Linked DNA regions of Mus musculus: region 1 is linked to region 2. The links are chromatin loops, found by intact Hi-C in ENCODE. Cell type or tissue: heart. All regions are shown on one strand. Each heading gives the region's core, and the rest is flanking DNA. Links, peaks and the distances in the headings are about the cores only.

Region 1 (2,907 bases), core at 300-2,799, 75 kb before region 2:
AGAATGATGGTGGTAACTATATGTTATTCTAGACTCTTGCTGGGAGCTGCAGTTCAAAGGGAGTTTGTAAAAATAAAAAGCTGCCTCAAACGATTATTACGTCTCGCCCAAACAAAACAAAGCCCCATAAAAGAAATCAAGTACAATTTTAAGTTCAATTAGGGCTCAGATCAGAAATTCTATTCCTTTTTTTTTTTCAGAAGCTGTATCTCAGAACTACTGTAAATATAAACTGATCAATTTGCCCAAGAATCCTTACTTATAAACTAATCTTGGGTTCCCCCTGAGACTCCTCTTTATAGTAATCTCAAATGCACCACAATAACTTAGTGTAACCTGGGCTACGATGTTTACAGGTGTCTCCACCCCCTTCCTCCAAGGAAAGAGGAGGTACAATGGGTGGGCAGAAAACAGATTAAGGCTGTATATACACTAAAGATAATCTTGTGATAATGTAATATTGTTTATTTTACTTTTGGGCTACCCTTTTCATTCATATCTAACACACTTAAAAGAACAATATACTCACAGAGTGACACAATTCCTGCCCTCCCATGTCTCTCTGGCTGGCTGACACCCACTTTCCCCTCAGATAAATACAAGCCTGTTGACTGATGCCTGTCCTGTTTTGCAAACAAGAAATAACTGTCCTATAAGACAAATAAAAACCGTCTCTACCGCTCTGAGGCCAACCATTCGTCTGAAGGAAAAGCACACTGGAGCAGCAACATCCAAGTTTCCCTTTACGTCCTGTCATTTAAAAGCACCATAAAAGAGATGTCGCTGCGACCCAATTCTAGGTCACAAGCTTTTTTGCCCCTTCTCCCCCTGCCCCCTCCTTCGTCTTTCCCCTCTAGAAAGAGATAAACTTCAAAAGGAGTGGTGATGACCAAGAATTGCGCGCGCGTGTGCACAGACACACACACACACACACACACACACACACACACACACACACACACACACACTGGTCAACTTGGACGCTGGCCGGGCTCACGTGGAACCTGAGCCCCAGCCGGGCCCCGGCATCTGGACTGAACAGCCGCGGGAAAGCAGCCCCCGCCGCGGGTTTGAAACCCAGAGCAGGTGGGATTCCGGGAAGCAACCTTACGTAACGAGCTTGTCAAAATCCCAGCTTCAGGACCTCCCCACCGTCCGCCCCCGCCCCATCACCCCAACAACAACAGCCCCAGGCCAGCACCAAATGGCCAGTCCGGAGGGACCCCCCCGGTGTCCCGCGCTCGTTCCCACACGGAGGCGCGCGAACGCCATCGACAGCATCTCGCCATCCTCCGGGACGGCCAGAGCCCCTCCTAGCAGCTGCCCGCGCCTAGCGGCCCTCCAAGTCCTATCACCCGGCTCGGCGTCCCCCTGCCAGTCACCTCCTCAGGGCCGTGACAGCTCCCTATGCCACCGATGCCCACGCCGCCGCCCCCGCCACTCACCTCCCCGCCGGCCCCCGCGCGAGCACCGGGAAGAGCCTGAGATGCAGAGTCTGATCCCCTCATGCGCGGCGGGCGGGACACGAGGGGGCTGAATGTCGCGGCGCTTGCAGCCAGCTTAGCTCATCTCCCGGCCCGGCGCTCCGCCCAGCCGTCTCAGTCAGACGGGACTCCCCCTCCCCGCGCGGTCGCCAAAGCCTCCGCCTCCTTCCTCAGCACCAGCCGCCGAACCCGCCGCGGCCGGCGCCATCTTGGGAGTGACGGTAAAGACATGGGGGCGGGGACTATGGCAACAAAAACCAATCACAGGCCGAATCTGACCCGAGGGGCAGGAATGGGCCGAGCTAGGGGGTGGGTCGTGGGGGGAGGGGACTAACAAGGGTCCCGCAAGTGGGCGGGCCGCTGGGTGGGGCTGTGGGCGGGGTGGGGCCGGGCTGGCTGGTGACGGCGAGTGTAGCTGGGGAAACGCGTCGTGGTTCCCCTTCAGGTTGGGAGATTCCGAGCCCCTGGCGAGTAAGAACAAGGCGCACTGTACCTTCCTCTTTCACAAGCATCCAGCTATGGCCAACAGACCTGCTTCTTCCTTCCCGGCACTGCTGCTTGGTGCAGTGGTCTGAGCTGAGATCCGCCCACCAAAGTCACTGGTATTCTGCAGAAAACCCCCTAAGCGGTTAGCAACCACCAGTAGCTTTCAGTCCCGAGACAGAGGTCAGGGAAAAGGGGGAATTCAGAGGGGTTCTCTGAAAAGCGCGTTGATAAAACAGCTATTGTTGATTGAAAGGGTGTCCATTACATTGATTAATTGGATATGGCCTACTTAAACTAGACTGCAGGTCTACTGTTAATGGCTATTGGCAAGATGCCTTTGAAAAATGTGGATAATAAAGGTTGATTACCTCTACAGAGTTACTCAGAAATGTAAAGTGTATGCCTAAAAAGTATTGAATAATGTTAGCTGGAATTCTATGAACAAATGAAGGAAGAAATAGGACCTTTTAAAAAAAAATTCCTCTAGGTTGAAGTTAATCTATGCAAAACAGGCTTCATCTTTATTGCCAACCGAGATTACAGTTTTATTTTATACCTCCACTCCTTCTCTTGGACTCATTCATCCAGACAATATTGTTGGAAAACCCAGCAGGGCTGACACACAACAGTCAGGGAACCAGAAAAGGTCTGCTTTGAGGGAGTTGAGGTCTAGTGGGAGAAGCTCAACAACAACAACAACAACAACAACAACCAAATATATTTAATGCTTGGAGAAGAAACATAAAAGTTCTAGGAAGAATTCTAGGTAGCAGATAACAGGGTGGTTTTTGAAACCAGAGTGATCAAGGCTGTGCCTCTCTGAAGTGCAGGAAGAAGCCAGTAATGGAAGAAAGGCCCCAGAGAATTGAGTAAAGCAAAAAGATCATGCAGAGAACCTGCAATAGGGAGGAGCTTGGCTTTTAGAACTGCGAGGAAT
Region 2 (2,907 bases), core at 130-2,629:
GCGGGGTGCCATCTCTCCGGAAGTACTTTCTGCGAGGGGCTGGGGCCTTCCGGAAGTGACGCATACAGGGCGGGGCTCGTCACCGGGTCCGGCAGCTGAAGCTCCTCGCTCGCTCGGGTTACCCCTGCAGCGACGCCCCCTGGTCCCGCCGCCGTTGCCACCGCCGCTCCCGCCCCTCAGCTCCTCGGCCGCGCCATGGGCACCCGCGACGACGAGTACGACTACCTCTTTAAAGGTGAGGCCGTGGGCCAGCGAGAGCCCATTTGGGGCCCGAGACACTCCCGGGGGACCCGCGCAGGGCCAGCCCTGCCCTGGTCGGAGTCCGCCTCGGCGCTTCCTTCCTGCCGCCCCGTCGGGGGTCCCGCCGCTCGTCCGGGTTCCCGCGCCCTTGGGAGGCCTGACGAGCCGCGGCGCCCCTCTCTGTATGTCCTCCCCGATGGCTGCGTCCCTCACGGCCGTGCAGTTCCTTCCCTGGGCGTCTCGAGCCCCTCCTCTTGGATGCTGCTGCTCGTCTCACGTCCCCCCTCTGACAGGCCCCTGCCTGGGCTGAGCACCCATATCGGGACACCCACTGGCTCGGGGGGCGGGGGTGTTGCTTTTTCTCTTTTCTGTTCGTTTCCCTTTTCTTCCCTTCCCTCCTCGTGAGCCTTTTCCTGGGCTTCGGCCAGATTCGCCCGTCCCCGGGCCCCCACCCCCATCCCCGCAGACCTCGAGGTCAGTACCCGCGGACTGTCCCCTCCCTCCCCACAGACGGGCAACTAATGTTTAGCACTCCGGAGCGACCTGGCTGGTGGGAGGGAGAGAAGGGGAGGGCAAGAGGGGCTGTCCATCACTCCTGGCGTTCATGCACTTGTCGCAGTGTCCAGGCAAGCAGATGACTTCCCACCTCGCGTTTTTCTTTTTTTTTTTTTTTCCCCCCCTTTTCATCTCTGTCCCTGCCTAGCTACAACCAGACCGGGATAACTCCTTTTACTTGGCTTTCGAGAAGGGGCTGCGGATGGGTGGTGGCTGTTATCCCTGCCAGACCTGAAGGCCCAGTTCCCGAACAGGAAAGGTTGTGCGCTGCACAAATACTAGCGAGCTTATCACTGTGGACTGGTTGCTTCCTGCTGCAATACTGGGAGGATCCGACAGGAAGGGAAGAACCCTGGTTGGTCACATACCTTTCCCAAACAGTGAGAGAGGGTTATAGTGCTAGCGTGCCCTTTTAGTGAAATCAAGAATTTATTACAGGATGGGGGGAAATGTGGAGCCGGTGGACAGAACAGGGAAGAATGTAAATAGAGACTTGCTTATGGGTTGAGTCCGCGAAGAAGCTGAAGTGAAAGGATACAGTTCTCAGTGACGAGAGAGTACAGTGAACGCTTTTTTTGTTCATGAATGCGCTCTCACTTTCGTAGCCTTGCTCTGCTCCTGAATTAGAAGGGCAGCCATCAGTAATTTGTTGAACAAAGATCATTGCCAGTGAGGAAGAAGCCCTTGCTTTTAAAGCTTTTCTGGGGAGGGTGGAGTTTCAAGAGTGTTAAGCATGGTGAGTGTTCCTGGCTTTGCCATTGGGTGCTAAGAGTGATTGGACTAAGTGAAGAAGCAGGAAACATTTCCAAATTCTTTACAAGTCTTGACATATTAGCTGCTAGTACACCCTTATCAAAAGTTACTCCGAATATTCTATTTATAGAGTAAGTACCTTCAGTGTTACCCTTACTACCATATTGGAAAGTAATGTATAGATAAGAAGGCACCAAACCTTAAAAATACTACTAGGAAAGCAGGCCTTGGCGGTATAGGCTTTTAAAATCCCGGCATTTGGGAGGAAGAGGCAGGCAGTTCCAGTCCAGCCTGGTCTACAGAGTGAGTTCCAGGATAACCAGGTTACATAGTGAGTCCCTGTCTCAAAAAATAAAATAAAATAAGATAAAATTAAAAAAAAATAAAAACAAATAGGAGACCTAGGATGTTTATTTAAGGCATTTGAGATTATTTGAAATTACCTAAATCCTAAGGTTTAGTCAATCAAGGGAGTTTTATTTTTAAGTACTTTGTAATGGTGGTACCTTTTGAAGTTATTTCTCTTATTTGGTTTGGAATGTGAATGTTGGTTATAGAAAACTTTATTTTTTCTAAGAATGTTAATTTATCCTAGATTGGCCGAAGGAATTAAAGTTTAATTTTTAGATTAGACCATCCTCTGATCAATGAGAAAACATGGGGGTTTTATGTTTCTTTGCCTTGTAACCTTGGAAAAGTTAACTTTTTTTTGTATTTTTTTACTTTTTGAGATTATGATATAATTATACTATTTCTCCCAGCTCAACTTTTTTGAGCCTCAGTTTCCTCAGTAAAGGAAATACTGTGATACTTTTTGGGGAGTGAGATTATAAAACTTAGCTCTTGTGAGGACTCAGTGGTTATAAATGAAGTTATAGTTCTTGTCCGACTTTTGAGCTATAAATCTTTTAAAATTTTTTTATTTTTATTTTTTATTTTTTGGTTTTTTCGAGACAGGGTTTCTCTGTATGGCTCTGGCTGTCCTGGAACTCACTTTGTAGACCAGGCTGGCCTCGAACTCAGAAATCCGCCTGCCTCTGCCTCCCAAGTGCTGGGATTAAAGGCATGTGCCACCATGCCCGGCTCCTAAAGTTTTTAAAAAATTGTATTTACTGACTTGTGTATGCTAGTGTGTACTATAGCACATGTTGAGGGTAAGAGAACAAATTTTGGGAGTCAGTTCTTTTCTTCCACCCCGACAGTCTCAGGGATCAAATTCATGTCATCAGGCGTGGTAAGCAAGCATCATTCCCCACTGAGCCACCTCACTCACTAATCAATACATCTTTATAAAGAACATGTAAATTTTAATAAAGAAGCACAGAACCAAGAAACTTCTGAAATATTTTGTGTCTATGT

The links. Hi-C counts contacts between places; a loop is a spot of excess contacts. Peaks named below come from ENCODE experiments on the same cell type or tissue, not always from the same donor. Only the 100,000 strongest peaks of a DNase experiment are listed, where the experiment ranks them.
Region 1: a loop joins it to region 2, with 4 times the contacts of the local background. A loop is called at or near these places in 9 of 42 quality-filtered maps.

Annotation. Positions count from the first base shown.
Region 1 is chr9:64,810,125-64,813,031 of GRCm38, reverse strand. Dennd4a (DENN/MADD domain containing 4A) reads right to left here and starts at 2,021. Exons shown (of 35, transcript NM_001162917.1): 1 at 2,012-2,021; 2 at 1,446-1,692. Gm36459 (a long non-coding RNA gene) reads left to right here and starts at 1,617. Exons shown (of 3, transcript XR_379559.2): 1 at 1,617-1,705; 2 at 1,930-2,086. In heart, for the core only: a CTCF peak has its summit at 1,290; a DNase peak (open chromatin) is centred at 1,621; H3K4me3 peaks cover 2,230 bases; H3K27ac peaks cover 1,823 bases.
Region 2 is chr9:64,734,912-64,737,818 of GRCm38, reverse strand. Rab11a (RAB11A, member RAS oncogene family) reads left to right here and starts at 63. Exons shown (of 5, transcript NM_017382.5): 1 at 63-235. The coding sequence starts at 196. In heart, for the core only: CTCF peaks have their summits at 163 and 1,131; a DNase peak (open chromatin) is centred at 1,058; H3K4me3 peaks cover 1,853 bases; H3K27ac peaks cover 1,779 bases.